2 separate regions of the Mus musculus genome follow, and region 1 is linked to region 2. The links are chromatin loops, found by intact Hi-C in ENCODE. Cell type or tissue: left cerebral cortex. All regions are shown on one strand. Each heading gives the region's core, and the rest is flanking DNA. Links, peaks and the distances in the headings are about the cores only. Region 1 overlaps Nt5c2 (5'-nucleotidase, cytosolic II). Region 2 has its middle 22 kb from the start of Ina.

The links. Peaks named below come from ENCODE experiments on the same cell type or tissue, not always from the same donor. Only the 100,000 strongest peaks of a DNase experiment are listed, where the experiment ranks them.
Region 1: it touches region 2 in a loop (3.0-fold over the local background); 13 of 42 quality-filtered maps call a loop at or near these places.

The regions. Positions count from the first base shown.
Region 1 is chr19:46,891,549-46,901,761 of GRCm38, reverse strand. It overlaps Nt5c2 (5'-nucleotidase, cytosolic II), which reads left to right. Exons shown (of 18, transcript NM_029810.5): 6 at 2,868-2,959; 7 at 3,083-3,140; 8 at 4,093-4,186; 9 at 5,201-5,254; 10 at 7,158-7,241; 11 at 8,202-8,243; 12 at 9,150-9,257; 13 at 9,461-9,527; 14 at 10,083-10,213. Among named protein-coding and RNA genes, the nearest start is that of Nt5c2, 66 kb to the left of the region's middle. In left cerebral cortex, for the core only: a CTCF peak has its summit at 4,444 (motif pointing left); DNase peaks (open chromatin) are centred at 2,266 and 3,348; H3K27ac peaks cover 1,680 bases.
Region 2 is chr19:46,987,507-46,997,719 of GRCm38, reverse strand. It overlaps a transcript of Nt5c2 not described here and the pseudogene Gm18657. Among named protein-coding and RNA genes, the nearest start is that of Ina, 22 kb to the left of the region's middle. In left cerebral cortex, for the core only: CTCF peaks have their summits at 5,186 (motif pointing right) and 6,355 (motif pointing right); a DNase peak (open chromatin) is centred at 6,374.

The DNA of each region.
Region 1 (10,213 bases), core at 1,082-9,081, 95 kb after region 2:
TCATGTAATTTTCCTGATTTATTTATTCCTGATGGGAAACTGCTAAAGTCATAATAGTCACATTGAAATAATTAAAGACAGTGGTTTTGGCAACACTTGTTGTAAGAGACATAAACTAACTGAAATTGTGTCAGAACATCCTTTTAAGTCTGAGGTCATAGCAGTGTCCCACTTAGAACTGAAGCAATTGCACGGTGCTGTTGAGCAAGCCTTATTGCATAACACAGGCTCAGAGATGTCTCGGATGTCTGTTGTACAGTTGAAGTAAAGTGAACATCACCTTGACCTCTCAGAGCAGGCCAGGAAGGCTACATGCACCTTCTGGTGCTGTAAAGGATGCTTTCGTATCAGGAAGCAGGATGTAGACAGAACATGATGACATGCAGTATCACCGACCTAAGCTCATCATGTTCAGATACTGTCACTGGGAAGGAGCCCGGTGAAAATGAACCAGGGTTCTGTTTGTGTCTGAGAAGGGATCTCATTGTTCTGGCTATGAGTTGAAAGGAAGGCAGAGGGGAAAAAATGAGAAGCAAGTCACTAAATTCATTTTATAACCACTCTTAGAATACAAGATGCACAGGCCTAAGCTAGGGGTAGTGGTCCACTTCTGTAATCCTGGCAGGAGTCCATAAGGAGTTCAGGTCATGTCATCGCTGGCTACATAGGCCAGTCTAGACTACATGAGACTTTATCAAACAACAACAAAAAAGGTCTTATCAACCTGTTGCAGGAAATATTTAAAAAGTCAACCCTCCATCTCTCCTGCCCCACCGGCCTGTGTTCCTGCTGTAGTACCGATACTGGCAGGCCACAACACTATGTCTGGGTGGGGTCTCGCTTGCTCGGCCGTGTTCTCACCACTGAGCTATTCTCTCCCAAGTTCATCTTGCTTCCACACAGTGCCCCACACACCCCACCATCAGCCATCTCAACACCTAGTTACCCCAGTAGAAACATGACTCTTAAAGCTTAATTATACAGTTAGATTTATATAACAAAAAGATCACAATTTACAAAAATGCCAATACAATAGTTTCAGGGCTAATTGATACTGATAAAACTTTAACTCAATTATTATAACCTTTCGATAACACCATTCTGGTTCTTCTCCCTCCTCCCTCTCTGTCTCCACAACTCTTAGCTCCTCCTCCCTTTTCCTGTCCAATCACAAGCCTGCCACTGCCCTAATATCCTGCAACATTTCACCCTTTCTGTTTAATTATAAAAAAAAAAAGACTCTCAAAATATAAATTGAACACAGCTATTATCATTTTGTAAATTATATGGTATAAGATAGACCTAATACTAAGTCCACATCAACCTGCTATACATAAAGTTTCAGTGTACCTTCTTTGGAAATACTTTTGGTAGTATTTCAAAAATAAGTCATTTGTGGGTAAACGTAGATTCATTTACGCTTAGTGCAAAAGGAAAAGATATTAGGGAGAGAATGAACATGGTGGGACATTTCAGTTTTTAAGGTGCAGTGGCAATGAGCTAAAAAGGAGGTCAACGTCCATCTACCTTTGTCACACCTTGTTAGCCTGGGGCTGCAGGTCACAAAACATGCCAGTGTTCCTTCCAATTCCAAGTAGACTGTTTTCTTCTGATATGTATGATGCATTGTCTTCCCCTGACCGGGAATGCGATGACTAACCTAGTTATCAGTCAGTCTGAGTTGTGATTGCCACAGCAGCTGCACCCGTGATTGTCTAAGCCAGCCTTCACTCACTGGCTGGAGGGAGGGCATGCTAGTGTTGCCCCCTTCTGCCAGAAAGCCAGAGAGATGGCTTTCTACTTAGTCTTGAATTGATTAGAAACTTTGTTTCATAAGGGTGATGAAAGGGGTTACTAACCAAGAAACTACTATGATTTTATGGTCGTGACTAGAGTCCATACCATTTGAAGTTAAGTAACTTAAGTAGGAATTTACCCAGCTTACACTGTGTATAAGCTTTATATTTGTTTTCTTTGTCTTTGTGGGGATGTATGTGCAGGTGTGTTCTCAGTCACTCTCCAGCTTATTTGAGATACTGTCCTTGCTTTTGCTTGAATGGTGAGCAGAGTTCCACTCGACCCTTCTTTCTTCCTTCCCCATGGCTAGGGTTACAGGCACACACTGCAGTGCTTGGCACTTACATGGGCATTGGGATTCTAAACAAAAGTTCCTCCTCGTGTCTGCATGGCAAGCACTTTACTGATAGGGGCTGGCCTTGCAAATTAAGTAGGTCAGGTCAGAAGTTGGCCCGCTTTCAGTAAAGAGGAACAGAGAAAAGCACAGCTCAGACGGTAAGGAAGGCTTGCTCTTTGTTCCACACTTCATCCAGGAGAGGAAGTGTCCACTTAGGTGTTGCAGCAGAGCCAGCACACCAGCACCGACAGGAATCCTTTCTGGGTTGTCCTTGCCTCTCTTTGCAGTCACTTCCTTCTGCTTTTAGACTTATTTTATCTTAAAATTTTATTTATTTGTTTTGAGACAAGGCTTCCCTGTGTCACCCTGGCTGGCCTGGCTGCCAGCGCTGGGATTCCAGGGTGAGCACCTGTTCATGCATTAGTCTCCTTAAACATTTGAAGCTCAGTAGTTCCCCTTCAGTCTTAAGAGTTCCCCACGGCCTTCTTGTAGAGGTTGGGTTGTGTGTTCTTAAGTTACCTCCCTAGCACAGGGAGAGCCCTGGGTGCTGTCTATGAAGAGAGCTGTTGAAGGGCTCACCCTGAGCCTGTTCACAGCTGCTCACATTTAATATATGAACTCTTGTCTTTCACATAGCCATCAACATATTTTAATAAAGCATTGAATAGTGATGATTTCCTACAGTTGTTAACTTTTTGTATATCAATTAATTTTTTTTTACATTTTCTTACAGACCAGAAACTAGAGAGCAGTATCCAAATAAATTTATCCAACGAGATGACACTGAACGGTTTTACATTCTGAACACACTATTCAATCTCCCAGGTAGACACCTCTGCTTACTCTGCACACTGCCCCTTTGTTCCAGGGCCATGTCTTCCAGGAAGCTGAGTAAATCAGCTTGATTATGGTACTTACAGCTTATTCATACCTTTTCTTCATTTTCAGAGACCTACCTGTTGGCCTGCCTCGTAGATTTTTTTACTAATTGTCCCAGATACACCAGGTATGTTTATATTACAATTTTCTTCATCCAGTTGATTTTTAAATTAATGTACAGGGTTTTAGAGAACTGGCCATTGTAGGTCTTTTCTGCTTTTCTAAAGTGAATTTAGTGCTAGTGAGAGATGCCACATTGCCAGCCTGAGAGATGGACAGCGCCAGCAGCTCCATGCAGGCTCTCACCTCCCACACGGCCCCTCTCCTTGCCAGTGTGCTGCAGCCATGTTTGGAAGGGACCACTTGTGACTGGGATTGAAGACGGCCAGCAGAGGTGCTAATTGTGACAACTGAGTGGGAGGTTTGTGTGATGCTTATCTGTCCAAGCAGAGTTGCACTGAAACCCCCGACTCATTTCACAGCAGCTGCCCAGGAGCCATCCCGGGATGCTCATGTAGCTTCATTCCCAGGCCCAGCAAGAGCTCACCAAGGAATAAAATAGTGTTTATTTTCTGTAAAGCAAAAATTTGCCTAAGTCTTCACAGGTTAGCCTTTCCTTCTGGGGAGCTGTGTGGCCATTGCTTGATGTGTAACAGCCTCTGTGTTAGAGTCTGCTAACTTCATATCTGAGGCCTTACCCACTTGAGGGCAGTTTGGTGGAAAGTGGAATCCAGATAGAACTGAACGGTGCCTTTGTACCTAGGGACAATGCAGGAAGGTCAGGGAGGGAGAGCCTAGCTTCTAAATGTCTGCGCAGTGAGGCCTGCTTCTAAAGTGAGGAACTTGGTATTATGGGACCTTGGCCTTTTAATTCCATCCTGTAAATTATCCTGTCTCATTGTGTTTGCACACAGTTATTATATTCCATATATCAATATTCTGGCCATTTTAATGCTCAAATGCATTTTGATTAGGGAGCGATTCCCTAGCTAACCACAGCCTGTACCACGTGATGGGAACCTTTGGGTCCCTTGGTCATTTCATTCACCGTTTGTCATGTTCTTTTCATCTTTCTGTAGTTGTGACACAGGATTTAAAGATGGGGACCTCTTCATGTCCTACCGTAGCATGTTCCAGGACGTAAGAGACGCAGTGGACTGGGTCCATTACAAGGTATTTAGAGCCTGCTGCTTTACCCTCCTCTCCCCAGCATGCATCTGTGCTCTGATACTAACTTTGCAAGTGGGCATGTACACAGAGAGCAGAATGCTCCTTTTAAAAAAGAACGTGGAGAGGGCCTGGAGAGATGTCTCAGAGACTAAGAGCACTGGCTGCTCTTGCAGAGAACCTTGATTCAGTTCCTAGCACCCTACAGCAGCTCACAGCCATCTGAAACTCCAGTGCCAGGGGCTCTGACGCCCTCTTGTGGTGTCTCTGGGCACCAGGCATTCATGTGGTACACAGACATGGAAACAGGCAAAACATTTACTCTCATACACATTAACAGAAAAATAAAGACTCTTAAATGCTTTTATTTTTCACCTTTAAAAGGAGTTAAGAGAAATTTGCCTCTTATGTTTATTCTTGTCCGACCATACTGACAGTGTTCTTCAGCCTTGAGGCTCAGCTTTTAAATTTTATTGTTTGCATTTCTGAAAAATATTTAGAAGAATTTTAGTATATGAAATTATACTTACATCTCTTGTGTATGTTGGTCCATTTAAATTTTGTTCAAATAACTCCCACTAGTTAGTATTGGATTTATATTTACTATAAACTTTAATAAACTATGAAAAGTTTTAATTTTCTATTTAAAATGTGAATACTTTTATATTTGAAATCTTTTTTTGTCTAACATTTTTCATTTTGGTAAACAGAATATTTATTTGTTTGATAGTCAGTACAAGTTTTTTAGTAAAAGTTAACAGTAGACTTACAGGTCAAGTGTGGTGGTCTACTCCACAATCCAGGTTCAAGGCTAACCTGGGTTACAACGTAAAGCTTTGTCTCAGACAATCAATCTTGATTTGTGAGATGGACATGATATCCTAAATCTGTAATCTTAGTACTTAGGGGGCAAAGGCAGGAAGATGAGCCAGCTGGGGCTATAGAGCAATAACTTAAAAAATAAAAAGGAAACAACCCCCCTGGTTTTATTCTTTTCTTATTTCTTTCTCTTCCTCCCAGGGCTCCCTTAAGGAGAAGACGGTTGAAAATCTTGAGAAGTATGTCGTCAAGGATGTAAGTATGGAAGAGGGAAACAGGTCTGCATGGTGGCTCCTTTTGCCTTATAAAGATAAGAAGGCCAAGCCTGTTTATCGTGACGTAGATGAGAAAAGTCACTTGCAGCATAGTCACAAAAAATGTCTGCCAGCATGTAGTTTCACTTGTTTTCCCTGTTTTCTGAGAAACAAGACTTTGTATTTAATGTTTTAGCTCTAATTATTGCAGCTAGACGGTACTGTGTGCACAGCTCCACGCAGTGATTGATACCTTATACTATGTAATTGTCGTCAACTATGAGGTAGAGGCTACTGTTACTTTTTAAAGAAATGCTTAAATGTCATGTGGAAGGTCACACAGTTAGAAGGTCAGTCATTGGCCAAGACTAACACCCAAATCTTATCTTATCTCTTCTCTTCTCTTCCCTTCCCTTCCCTTCCCTTCCCTTCCCTTCCCTTCCCTTCCCTTCCCTTCCCTTCCCTTCCCTTCCCTTCCCTTCCCTTCCCTTCCCTTCCCTTCCCTTCCCTTCCCTTCCCTTCCCTTCCCTTCCCTTCTCTTCTCTTCTCTTCTCTTCTCTCCTTTCTTTCTTTCTTTCTTTCTTTCTTTCTTTCTTTCTTTCTTTCTTTCTTTCTTTCTTTCTTTCTAGTTTTTTGAGACAGGGTTTTTCTGTGTAGCCCTGGCTGTCCTGGAACTCACTCTGTAGACCAGGCTGGCCTTGAACTCAGAAATCCGCCTGCCTCTGCCTCCCGAGTGCTGGGATTAAAGGTGTGTGTCACCACGCCCAGCTGTCACACCCAAATCTTAAGCATTGCAGATGATCCATTAAAAAGTGTGCACGGGTCTGACTGACTTAAGTGTCTCTACCCTGTTAGCAAAAAAATAAATAATGAGCACAGCTTTAAGATACATTAAAGACTAGTGAGTATCTTAAATAGCTGGAGTTCATGATATTTTTTACTAATTTAAAAATTTTTTATAGTTATGATGCAGTATTAATGTTACTTTTAAAGGAGTGTATGTGGAGCACATAGGAAGTATAGATGTGCATGTATATGTGTGTATAATCTCAACTTTTCTGTAAGGCTATGTTTTTTAAAACACGAAGTCACGGGCTGGTGTGCTTCCAGCTCTGGGTGACCTGATACCTCCACCTGGCCCCTCCATGCACGTGCACACCCCACAGAGATTGGTAACTAAAAATAATAAGAAAAGACATTTATCCACATATGGAATCCTAAGATATAGTAACGTACTTTTCTATAGAGTAAAAACGAATGCAGTAATAATGTCTCTGGGTTTATGCCACCATCCCTTCCCCTCCTGTCAAACTGCCACCTGCCTTCCCCGCCACCCCCACTCCCTTTCCATTATTGCTTCAAGAAAGACCACTGAACAGTTGGACCCAGTTTGTGCAAAGGAGCCTTCTTGTGAAAAGTGGTGCTTTTGTTTCTAGGCACATGAGCTGTTAGAATTTCCTTATTTTTCTTCAGTTGAGTGTGGATATTTCTAGGTAGCACCTGTACCTATTGTTATATTCTGCAAAGTTTAATGAAGCCACAGTGTGTACAGTAGCAGAATATTTAATAATCTTCATACAGAATTTTAGTACAGTTTGAAAATCATGTTCTGAACTTCAGTATAGGTAAATCCCATAGGTAAATCACAAAGTAATTTAAACTCTTTTCTGAGACAGACATGAAGATGGTAAAGATCTCGTACTAATGGCCATATACTTATTTATGTAAAGTACATACTGTATATGTTAATACTTTTAAAACTTAATAATGTAGATTTTTAAATGCAGATTTCTGAAATCAACCAACTAATCCTTAAAAAGGCTGTTCCCCTGTTCCTCTGCGGTCAGAGTTTGAGTCTGTGATGACCGACACTGACATCCTCTGTCACTGTTTCACCATTTCAGGGCAAGTTGCCGTTGCTTCTGAGCCGAATGAAGGAAGTAGGGAAAGTGTTTCTGGCTACTAACAGTGACTATAAGTACACAGATGTAAGTACTTAGTGTCTGTGTCTGCTTTTCTAGGGCGGGGCGCTGACCCAGAGGGCTGGGGAGCCAGTGAGGAGGGCTAACAGTGCATAGGACACAGACATGCGGAGTTACTGCAGTTTTTCCTAAGCATCCTTTTTTTGACTGTTATAGTGGCTATTTAAAAGTTTTAATTTGGGAAAGTTATTTAAAGGCTTTGTGCTAATATAATGACTTCTCTTCCTTTTAAGAGCATTATTTATGTATATCTGAGAAATCACAGTCTTTCTTTTACATCCTCTTGCTGTTGGAAATCCTGTAATGAAAGATGATAACAATCTTTTGAATCTTAGAAATCAAAACTTACCACCTCTTAATATTTAAATTTTAAAAAATGATGGCTAAGGGGGCTGGAGAGATGGCTCAGTGGTTAAAAGCACCAACTGCTCTTCCAGAGATCCTGAGTTCAATTCCTAGCAACCACATGGTGGCTCACAACCATCTGTAATGAGATCTGATGCCCTCTTATGGTGTGCATGAAGATAGAGACCGTGTACTCATATACATTAAATAAATAAATTAAAAAAAAATGATGGTTAAAGGATACAGAAGGGGGGAACAAACCACACAAAGTCCAAATTCAAACACCTTACTTTTGCTGATGCAATTGTAGGCTAAAATCCTAGCAGAAAGTTCTGCCCCTGCCCCCGTGCACTGAAATAAAATGCAGTGCGCCAGCTTGTGGGAGTCATTGCTTTTCTCTGAGCCCCATGTTTGTTATCTCCACACGTGACTTCAGGAGAGCTGTCTGGGGAAGGTGGGGAACTCGTGTCTGTGCCTTTGCCTGATGAAGCATTAGTTTTTAACTTCCTCTGCCGTGATTTCATGAGCTGTGGAGAAGATAAGGATGCCGCCCATCTCACATGTAGAAAGCCTGTGTCTGTCTTGAGCAGAAGTCACATGTGCACCTTTCTCTTTCCCCAGAAAATCATGACTTACCTGTTTGATTTCCCGCATGGCCCCAAGGTATTATAGTAATTTATTATATGTCATTTTTTAAACTAATTTACTATACCTTGTATTAACTAATAATGAATCCATTTAATCCTCCTAGAAAATCCTAGTTTTAGAAGGCCTAGTGTTTAATCAGCATTGAAAGAAGTAATCCAGGACTAGAAGAATTAAAAATCTCCAGTAATCTAAATATTTACTAGATAGAAATAAAATGAATGTTTATGTAGTCTGTAGTGAATAGGATTAAAGTAAGTTTTAGAGCAGAGTTGTGTGTGTTGTGAGGAGTCATAGGTTGAGGGTGATGCTAGTTTAACAGAAACATGATGTCATGTGGACATCCTTGACAGTTTCTAGATAGTTACTGTTAAGTGTTGCACCGAGAAAGAGGCTAACTTTGGTGTTTAAGTCTTTCTGTGGTATGAGCACACTTAGACTAAAGAACAAAGCCTGCAGCTTAGTCATACACTTAAGAATTTTAATCCTTGGCTTCCATGAGTAAGCTTCAGCAAATACTAAAATTACATTGTGTAGTACCCTTCAGGCTGGCTTGAAAAGGTTAGCATCATAGTTCCATCTCAGAATGCCAAGAGTGTTAGTCGGCATAGATGCCATCTCTGGGATGAGCTGAGAGGCCAGTGGCAACCTAGAACAGTCGGTCTGAGAACAAATAGAACCTCCCCAGTTTGTCCCTTGAATTGTAGCTTTCATCTGCCTAGCTTTTCTCATACTTCATGTTTAAAAGCACTGTGAAATAAATTGCTATACTTCAGAGATAAATAATTCACACTGTGGAGTTATCAAAGCCGATCATTACTCACACTGTCAGCTCCCCAAAACCTTATTCTAAATTTCCTTGTCGTTGATGACTTCCTTAAGTCTGAGGGGTTCGTGATGTGACTGTGCTGACTCTGTCCCCAGCCCGGGAGCTCCCACCGGCCGTGGCAGTCCTACTTTGACCTGATTTTGGTGGATGCTCGGAAACCACTCTTTTTTGGAGAAGGCACAGTGCTGCGTCAGGTGGACACTGTAAGTGAGAAGGCAGTGTGTTCTAGGACATGCTCCTTCATGCTCACCTTTCCATGGCCGTAACTTCTCTCTTGAAGTTGGGAGTGTGATCTGATCTGACCTAGCCCAATAGAGTTTAAGAAGAATGGGTGCTTGGGTCAGGTGGCCTGGGAGAGAGCGTGGTCAAATGCCACAAAATTTCAGTCTTTATTCTCTCTACCCAGAAAACTGGAAAACTGAAAATTGGCACCTACACGGGCCCCCTGCAGCACGGCATTGTCTACTCAGGGGGTGAGTGAACTGTCTGTCTGTCTCCCTTTGTTCTGGGCACCTCTGCATGGTGATCTTTGGCTTCACTGTGAAAATTCTCAGCAGAGTACCACATAACAGGACCAGAAATGTCATCTTCCGAGTCATCTGCAGGGAAAGCCAGGAGGGTTAACTTTTACTGAAAAGATCCTTCTGTCCTCTGTTGAGGGTTTGTCTCAGTTCTGAAACCATTTTGGGATTTTTCTTTTCTTAAAGCCATGTAGCTGCATTTAATGTCAAGAGTCAGAAGCAGTTGAGTAGAGCCAACTTAATGTTAAATGTGTGATGAGAACTGGTCATGGTACCTTTGGTGGCTCTGAAGACAGACCCGAGCGAGGCCTCTCACATGCTGCATAAGCACTGATACTGGGGTTCTGATACTGCCTTCCTGGGGTTCTTACACGGGAGATAGAGCTTAACCTTTGTCTTTCAGAAAGGCTCCTTTCCTGTAATTATAAATGTCTTTAGCATATATGTTGCTGTGGTGCTTTGGACGCTTTCTTTAACAGAGAAACGTTTCTCATTTATCCCTTGCAGGTTCATCTGATACAATCTGTGACCTGTTGGGAGCTAAGGGCAAAGACATTTTGTATATTGGAGATCACATTTTTGGAGACATTCTGAAGTCAAAGAAACGGCAAGGGTGGAGGACTTTCTTGGTGATTCCT
Region 2 (10,213 bases), core at 1,598-9,597:
ATGTATGTATCTACCCACCTACCTGCCTACCTACCTGTGTGTACTGTCTGGCTGTGGGTCTCTGTGTTTGTTGCCATTGCTGCAGGAGGACGCTTCTCTGACGATGGCAGAGCAGGCACTGATCTATGAGTATAGCAGAATGTCACCAGGAGCCATTTTATCACAACTTTTTTTTTCTTTTTATGACCAGTAGTATTTGGTTTTACCCTAGGTCTCTAGGCTATCTAGTTTCTGGTTCTTGGTCACCCAAGCAGTGTTAGGTCTGAGCTCCATCTTACAGAGTGGCACTAAGTCTAGGTCACACCGTCTAGACAGATACTCTGGGAACCATTCTGAATTCCACTGCAAGAACTGCACTCCTACTTTCAAAATGAGTGTGGATCAGGATGAAATTCATCATGGATGTTGCTCATCGAACTCTTTGGAAGGCAACCGCCTTCCTGTTGTAGCTTCCTTTCTAAACCACGGACTGTAGCGAGGTCCCAGGCTGTTTTGACTCAGAAGGCAGCAAATCCTTAAACAAGGGGAAGCACACATCTTGCAATGATAGACGAGTCACAGATTTCAGCAGATCATAACCAAGCACAATGACTGGTTTCCAGAAACTCGCCGTGGAATCCCAGGTCCACCTAGGTCCAGGGCTGTTCCGTTCTCAGTCCTCACAGTCAGAGGTGCGAGCTAAGAGAGCCACATCGCCACAAGGATCATCAAGGTGCAAATGGCCCAGATGGCACACAGTCACTGTGCGCTGTGATGCTGTGCTGTACGGCCTCTACGACAATGGCCACTGTCCAGATGGCCACAGTCACCACAAACACTTGTCAGTTGCTCATCTGTGTGTAGAGCTACGTACAGAAAACCAGAATGTGTCTCTCGATTTCATCAGCCAATAAGATGGCAAGGCACGGTGAGGCACATCTTCCATCTCAGCACTTGGAAGGCAGAGACAAGTAGATCTCTAAGTTCAAAGTCAGGCTGCAGTACGTGATACATTCCGGGCAGTTAGCACATAGTGAGACTATTGTCTTTAAAAATAAAATAGCCAGTAAGTTGGTCGCAGTCACCTGCAGGATGGTGTCAATGAAGCCCGAATGGAGGGTTGTGGAACAATTGTCAGTCTCTAAGTTCTGAGTCTTATGTTGAACATTAGGTAGCAGCAGCCAGCCTGGCCATTAGATCATAAACAGAAAATAGACACTGTGGTTTGATGAAGGTTTCCGCTACAACCACAAGGTTGGCCAACATGAAGGAGATGTGGGCAGTGAGTCCAAGTCCCATCACTAGCTTGATGGCCGTGTCCCAGTCTATGGAAAGTCACTTCCCACTAAGGTTATAGGAGGGACATGAACTTCCTGGGGAAGCCCTGAGGTTGTCTTGGCTGTGACCTAGTGCTGTGAACTTGCAGGGATGGAAAGGGAGGCAGCTGCCACGGCAGGGCTGTGCTGTAGGTAATGACGTATCCCATACTGCAGTGCCAGATATAGGAGCCAAGCGTATCTGGCACTAACCAGATCCCCCCTGCCTTCTGCGCTCCTTTCCCTTTCCTGCAGAGCTTCCCACGGTGCCTCGGAACCAGGCAACGTGCAGGATCCCTGTGACTTTATGGATATCGCATTTTCTTTTTCTTTTGTAAATGTCCTTTACGAATCAAAGAAGTGCTCACCCCAGTGTTTTCATTATGAAAAATCACTAGATTCTGTAAAACTGTCTTCTCTGTCTGCTGATGTGGTCACGCATGCTCTGTGTCCTTTATTAATACGGTGTTTCACACTGGTTGATGCACCGTTAACAGGCTAAATCTCATTTGGTCACTGCATACCAAGTTCTCCTAGTGGGCTGCTGGATTTCGCTCGCTAGTATTGAAGGCGTCTGCATCTGTATGCAGAGTGGGTGTCAGTCTGCAGTTGTTTTTTGGATTTCTCGAACTGATGATATTGAAGACTACCCTCATGTAATGGGTAAGAACATGGTCTCTCCAAGAGTCTTAAAATACTGTTGATTTTCCTTTAAGCATTTGTAGAATCTATCAATTCTACAAATGACACCACAACAAGGCCTTCTAAACTAACCAAGCAATGCTCATATGAATCACAGAGACTGGAGCCGCAAGCACGGGGCCCACACGGGGCTGCAGTAGGTCCTCTGCGTGTATATTACAGCCTTCAGTTTAGTGTTTCCGGGATCCTGAGTGGGTGAACAAGGGGGGGGAATCTCTGATTCCTGTGCCTGCTCTTGGGGCTCTTGCCCTTTTGTTGGTTTGTCTTGTCCAATTTTAATAGGATTTTTTTTTTTGTAAAATTTTGTTATATTTTATTGTTATCTCCTAGAGGTTTCTAATGGGAGACAGAGAAGGAGTGGGTCAGGATGGGAGAAGAGGGAAGGGAAACTGTAATCAGGATACAGTGGATAAGAAGAGCACCCATTTCCAATAAGGGGGGAGGTGTATAGTCTGGTATAAGCCAGAAAAAATCCGAGTTCACACCTTCATGGAGCCACTTGGAAGGTAAAGGCAAGGTTGATCAGGAGTTCAAGTCCAGCCTCAGCTACATAGCTTGAGGCCAGCCTGGGCTATATAAGACCCTATCAATAAAAGAAAGGTTGCTTTTCTGTCACTTCTGTAACTGGAGGCAAGGCAAGTCCAAGTGGAAGAGATTTTCCGAGTATAGTGTTTACCCCTGACTGCCTCATACTGGAGTATGAGTCGAGGAAGAGCGCATTGCTTCAGGCCGGGGTTGTGAGGTGGGATCCCTCTGCAACCTGGGGTGGTGCAGTAGGGTAAAGGGTGGGGAAATGCAGGACAAATAAATGTCATGGAATCTCCGTAGAGACGTGACAGCCATTCCTCGCCTCTCATTCGAGAGCCTTTGTTTCCTGAATAATATAACTGGCAGGAGATGGGCAAAGAAAGCCCTTGGCTGGGAGGAGGCATTAATGCCCGCCCGGTGAGTGGTGAGGTGAAGGGATGGAGTGTCAGGTAGAGTTGTAGCTGAAAAACCTCTCAGTCAGCCGTCCAACCCAAGAGCAGCGGCTGAGCCTGTGAGGGTGTCTGTGGGCTCCAGCACAGAGCATTGCAGGAAGCCAGGGCAGGAAGGCCCCTGGGCAGGGACAGGGTTATATTGTGAGGGGGTCTTTCTCTATCTTTATCTCCTTCTTTCCTTCCTTAATTTGTTTATTATTCTTCCTCCTTCTCTCCGTCAACCCAACTCCCCCACCCCCGCCCCCCAACACACACACACAGGGTCTTAGGCGGGCTGGTCTCAAACTCATAACAGAGTAGAGTCTGGCCTTGAGCTGTAGCCTCCTCCTCCAGCGTTGGGCTTCCAGTCTCCACCACATCCCATTCAGGGGGGTCTTCAGCAGCTGCACACGCGGCTTGGGAGACATGGTCAGTTCCATGTGCCTCTCACCAGGCACATAGACCCACAAACATGTGAACAGAAATGTGTTTACTCTCTGTCCTTGAAGCACTTGGAAGGCAAACTTGCCCCTTTGGTGTGAGGAACCAGGCATGCTGGACAACTCGAGGCGAAGAGAAAGCGGTACCACAGTCTGCGAGGCTTCCACAACGTGTGGTAAAGTTGGTTGTATTGTGAGTGACCTTGCCTGGGTCCCAGGCTGCTTGCAGGTCAGTTAGGGTCATGCTGGTTGAATAAATTGAAACTGCTCCTGAGAACCAAACTCTGCCCCATCTTTTCCCTCAGGATTCCTTCTCCAGGTTTTTGGAGCCCAGGCCTAGGATAGAGGAAACAAGGACCCAGAATCGAACAGCCGGGCTCATCCTTCACCACGCTGTTCCCTGAGTTTTCTTTCAAACAGAACTGTATCCCTCCCTAAACACCATGGTGGGGGTTTGTTCCAACTTGAGACCCCCCCACTCCATTCCTTGTTGCTGCTTCTCACAAATTATTGGTGGCTACAAAATGCTCAGTGTTTTATAGTGTTGCTCACACATGCATGCTTTCTCTTTTTTCACTTTGGAGACAGGGTTTTGTAGAGCCTGAGCTGGTATTGAACTCTTGATCTCCCTGTCCCCACCTTCTGATTGCAGAGGTTACAGGCGTGTACCACCTGTCTAAAGAACACAGACGTTTATTTGATTTTTAAAATACTTACATACTTATTTTATATGTATGAGCAGTTTTTGTCTCGGTATATGTGTATGCGCCAGCATGTGAGCGCCTGATGCTGGAGAAGGCTAGAAGAGGGGTTCGGATCCCCTGAAATCTGAGTTAAGGATGGTTGTGAGCCATGTGTGGTCCTCTGTAAAAGCAACAAGTCCTTGTAACCTCCAAGCCATCTCTCTGTCCCACTTAAATTTATTTTAAAGAAATTAATTAGAATGCTTATTCCTTCTCTAGGAGGTGGTGGTTAATGGCTTGGAGCTTTTAAAGCATCTCCTGGAAATGTGGGCCGGATTTCCTGGAAATCTGGACCGGATTCAAAGGCTCACCTTTCAGTGTCTTCATTAAGAACGGCCTAGTACATCACTCTCCAAACTCAGGGGGTTTTGAATTCTTTCTCAGTTGCAGGCGCGAGAGTTGACTCAGGAGATTTGACTTGTTCTCTGTACCCGCCGTTGTTAGCGTATGGTTTTAGACCTACACTTCTCCCTGGCTGTGTGGTCTACATTAAGTCACTGAGGTTTCCTTTTTCCAGCTATAAATTGAGACAGTAGCAAATTTGCAGTAGAATTGCATTAAAGTGGCCATGGAAAGTTATAGGGGGTTGGTCTGGTGCTACTATGTATTCAAAGGCTAAATACTGTATCCCAAGACCTGGTTACTCCAAGATGAGTGAATCTCACATACACCAGCTTTTGTTGTGCAAACCTTGTGCCCTCCCCCCCCAAGTTATCACTGATTATAATAAGGATACCTATAGCCTGGGCTGGGCAGAGGGTAGGGGACACAGCAAAGATCCCCGGACTTGGGGTCTGAGGTAGGACCATGAGGAGGAGGAGAAGGAAAGAAGACACCACTGTGTAGGTGGCCATGAGGGCTGGCCTGATGGAGTAGGCATGGCCCAGGTGGAGCACGGCCAGTGATATCCCCGGGAACAGCACCAGGGAAGCAGACAAAACAGCACAGAGGATTGGTGTCTGCCCAGCTCTAGTGCTCTTTTTTTTTTCCCCTCAAAGATTTATTTATTATTATAAACAAGTACACTGTGGCTGTCTTCAGATGCACCAGAAGAGGGCGTCAGATCTCATTATGGGTGGTTATGAGCCACCATGTGGTTGCTGGGACCTTTGGAAGAGCAGTCAGTGCTCTTACCCACTGAGCCATCTCACCAGCCCAGCTCTAGTGTTTTTTTGTTTTTTTTTTGTTTTTTCTTTCTGAGACAGGGTTTCTCTGTATAGCCCTGGCTGTCCTGAAACTCACTTCGTAGACCAGGCTTGCCTTGAACTCAGAAATCCGCCTGCCTCTGCCTCCTGAGTGCTGGGATTAAAGGCGTGCGCCACCACGCCCAGCCAGCTCTAGTGCCCTTAAGCTCATTGTAAATCTGAAGATTTCTGTGTCTTTTATCTGGGAACAATATGGTCTGAAGTGGAGTAGAAACCCCTTAATATTCAAAGACAACAAGGGGGTGTAGCAACCCCAGAATAATAATTATCACAACAAAACATAATTGAGAGCGTGTATGGGCAAGTACCCAGCTCTGGTTCTGGCCCTCATTAAGCACTCAAAAGTATGATTCTTTAAAAATATACATAGTCGGACTGGAGAGATGGCTCAGTAGTTAAGAGCACTGACTGCTCTTCCAGAGGTCCTGAGTTCAATTCCCAGCAACCACACAGTGGCTCATCTGTAATGGGTATCAATGCCCTCTTCTGGTGTGTCTGAAGTGTGCACATCATATTAAAAAAAAATCTTAAAAAAAAAAGAATATATGTAGTTAGCTCAGGCTCTGAAAACTGTTCGAACAGTTTTGTAAAACGGGAATTATATATACATATATATATATATACACATATATATGTGTATGTGTATATATATATGTGTATATATATATGTATATATATATATATATATACACCTCTATAGTTTAGAAATAACTCATACAGGCAACTAACCCAATAAAGGAGACATTGAAGAAAGTTTGGGGAGATTTGGGCTGATTAGGGTCAGGGTTCTTTTGGACGAGTCAGGATCTGAACAGGATTTTGCTAAAGATTTAAAGTACGGATGAGTACCACTTATGAAGTACAAAGACATAAGCCACACAGAGAGCAGACTGGCTCTTGGCTGGGATTGAGCCTAAGGCTGTTTCGGGGGCAAGGAGTTTAAGGTTTTTCCAGGAGTTACCCAGTGAGCCCAGAGAAAGACTGGTGGCCGGTCTCTGTGCAGTTGGTAAATTTACCACTAGGGGGCAGTGTTGACCAACAGCTTGTCCCTTGCCCAACTTAGGATTTGAGCCAAGGTCTTGGTTAGTGGAACACTTTGAATAGAGGTCGCAGTGCTGATCATTGCAAGCAGAGCCTGCGTGGTGAGTGTCAGGACCTAAAGGTCAGGAGTTGAAATGTATTACTCAAGGTTTTAAGAAATCTATTTATTTGTTTTTGGTTTTTTTTTGTTTTGGTTTTGGTTTGGTTTGGTTTGGTTTTGTTTGGGTTTTTTTTTTTTTTTTTTTTTTGGTTTTTCGAGACAGGGTTTCTCTGTATAGCCCTGGCTGTCCTGGAACTCACTTTGTAGACCAGGCTGGTCTCGAACTCAGAAATCCGCCTGCCTCTGCCTCCCAAGTGCTGGGATTAAAGGCGTGTGCCACCACGCCCGGCTAGTTATTTGTTTTTTAATTTTTGCGATCTCACTATGTAGCACTTGATTGACCTACAACTTGCCACGGTGACCAGATGGCACTGAGCTCACAGAGAGATCTGTCTGCTTCTGTGTCTTGAGTGCTGGGATTAAAGGCACGAGACACCACACTCCCCTTCCTTCCTTCCTTCCTTCCTCCTTCCTTCCTTCCTTCCTCCTTCCTTCCTTCCTTCCTTCCTTCCTTCCTTCCTTTCTCTCTCTCTCTCTCTCTTTCTTTCTTTTAAAGATTTATTTATTTTTATTATATGTAAGTACACTGTAGCTGTCTTCAGACACTCCAGAAGAAGGAGTCAGATCTCTTTATGGATGGTTGTAAGCCACCATGTGGTTGCTGGGATTTGAACTTCGGACCTTCGGAAGAGCAGTCAGGTGCTCTTACCCACTGAGCCATTCCCTGCCACCCCCCACTTTCTTTTAAAACTATTGATATGTTTGCATGTATCTGTCTGGTGTGTCTGTGTGTTTGTGTGTGCATGCACGTGTGTTTTCATGTCTGTGAGTGTGGGCACCACACCTGCCCTGGCTCACATGTAGAGATCAGAAACAACTTTGGATGTTGGTCTTTGCATCCCATCTTGTTTGAAATAGGGTCTCTTGTTCTCTGGTGCAACCCTAGGGTAAGTGGCCCACAAGCGTCTGGGAATTCTTCTGTCTGTGTTGCTGTAGAAATGCTAGGATGATGCACTGTAGGGCATATGGGAGCTTGTTACCAGGCAGGCATGAGAAGTGGTCAGGCTGAGTGAGCGCAAGTCCCAGGGATCTCGGGATTGAGACCGGCAGGAGCGGAGCCGTTCCCTGCCGCCTCTACCTGCCCTGGAACAGAAACCACAACACCCCACTGAGGACCGTGGTGATCAGTCATGTGGCATAAAAAACCTCAAGTACTCCACACTAATGAGGTACCTAGATAAGCCCCTGAGGGTTCAGCCAATTAGCTTCCCTTCCTGTGCACTCCTTCCCGCAAAAGGTATTTGATCCCCGGTTCACCCTGAGTGAAGTGTATGCAATTAATATCCACCATCAAATAAACCAATATGACCAAGCAAGCTGCGGGGAAGGCCTTCATCTTAAAGAGCCTCGCCTAAACTCCCGAAGAAGTCCTTCTCTCTCTTCTTCCAGAGCTCACTTGTAATCAGACTGGTCCCGCCCTTCCTGGACTCTGTCTTCCCCTTCCTGTCCAGTGCATGGATGCCCCAAGGGGAAGCATGGACCATGGACCCTGTGCCCCGACTCCCAGCTGTATGCCAGTGGCGCCCAGGTACATAGGAGACTGGGAACCACGGCATAGGTCCCAGACCCCGCAGCAGACCACCATTCTGGGGACTTCGTTCTGCCTCCCCCGAGCTGCATGCCAGCTGTGCCCAGGCATCCCAGCGGCAAGGCAGGACGCAGTTCAGCAATGCACACTACTGCAATGGCTTCTGGGTATCTACCCACAAGGCCATCTCCCCATCCTGAAAGATGTTTTTAAAAAAAAAATACTTACGAATTTATTTCTTTAGTTTTCATTTCTTTAACATCTCTTTAATTCAATAGCCAAGGAGTGAGGCAGGCATTATTATTCTCATTGAACAAATAATTTATCACTGGGTCTCTAATTATCCCACCCTACCACCCAGTGACGAATACAATCTGCTTAGCTGGCTACTGGTTAATGTAACATAATGTAACACAATATAACACAATGTAACAACTGGTGAAGTGTAACACATGGAAGGAATGTGGGCCTTGGCTTTGGCTGACTTGGAGATCATATGGGTCAGCTACTTGAGTCCAGGAGGCCCCAGCAGTGACTATACATCACTTTAGCCACCTGTAAAGGCCCCTCCCGCCAATGAATGGCTGGTTGCCATCCAGGGCTATGCAGAGAAATGCTCGCCTCTCCCCTCTTTCTGCAGGAGCAGCCAAGCAGATCATGAACCTGAGAGCCCAGCGGTTGGTTCCAGCCTCTGGGTCAGGGGGCAAGGAGGCTGAAGGGAGGGGAGTGCCTGGGCACCCTGCCACAGCTGCACCTTTAGTTAATATTTATTCTTTCTTTCTTTTGCCCAGAGACTAGGGGAGCCCAATCACAGATAGTGAAGAAAACTCCAGGGCTAGGAGAAGCTGGTTCCTGTCAGGGGTGACTCAGGCAGACCTTTACAGCAGGCAGTGCCCCCACCTGGCTCTGTGCAGGTCTTTTGTGTGGTTGTTAGAGACCACACTACTTATCTGCTCAGCAGAGCAGTCTCCTAGGAGTGCAGGAGGGTGCGGCTGGGTAATGGGTACAGAACAGTTTTATCTTTCTGCACAATGACTTTCCCTGGGGGGGAGGGGGAGACCCCTGGGTCTCTTCAGGGCGTGGCACCCCTTTTCATTAAAACTGCCTTGTCTTTCTAAAACGCATTTTGTTAGTGTTTTCTTTCCCAGAGGGGACTTGTAAATTGAGCTCCTTATTCCTCAGCGCGATATAGAGCTGACCAGAATTTCTGCCAACTCATTGTTCTTCCTCTCTGTGAGCACGGCTTCTCAGCGCCGTGAACCACCATCTTCAGAGTCATTAACGACATGATTTCTGGACCCCAGAGCAGCTGAATTTAGAATGTAGCTCCTTAGCCCCAGAGCACAGCCACTGTTGGCCCCGCGAATCTGTGTTTGGATAGTTGTACTGACTCTCGTGGAGGCTGTAGCGTAAGGACCGTTTGTTCAAGCAAGACCACAGCATTTCCTGACCTGAGCGGTTGAGTTGTAGCCACTTTCCCTACTTGGGCCTTTTCTTCAACCCTCCGAAGACAGAACTTACCAGACACTTATTTTCTGATTCCTGAGGATCATTTATTTCAGATTCTTGGTTATTATATATTTTTAAAAGCAGGATGTCATTTTACAATCTGTCCTGATCTGTAATTGCCTGCATATCCCACCCATGACCTCAAACTCACACCAATCCCCCTGCTTCAGCTCCTTGCATGTAGAGACTATGTTGAACTACCAGACTTGAATCACTTCACCATTCCCGACCTGTGACGACATGACTGCCACTTCAGTCAGGCACACCCCGGATCTTGTCATGACACTGGGGCTCAGCAATGCCAGCCTTCTGGTTTCTGGCCAGAACGTCCTGTCTTTAGCCTGCTTACTTCCCCAATACCCAAGCCTGCTCCCAACTGCCTGCCTGCCTGCCTGCCTGCCTGCCTGCATCTCTCTTTGAAAATAAATGGCCTTGGGCTTCGGAGATGGCTCGGTTGGTAAAATGCTTGCACAGGATCTGAGTTCAATCCCCAGAACCTATGTAAAGATTTTTGGGTGTGATGGTGTGCCCTTGTAATCCCATCGTTGGAGTGGCAGAGACAGGAGGATCCCTGGGGCTGTCTAGTCAGGAAAAGGCTCAGTCTCCAAGGAGGCAGATGGCCTGATGATGA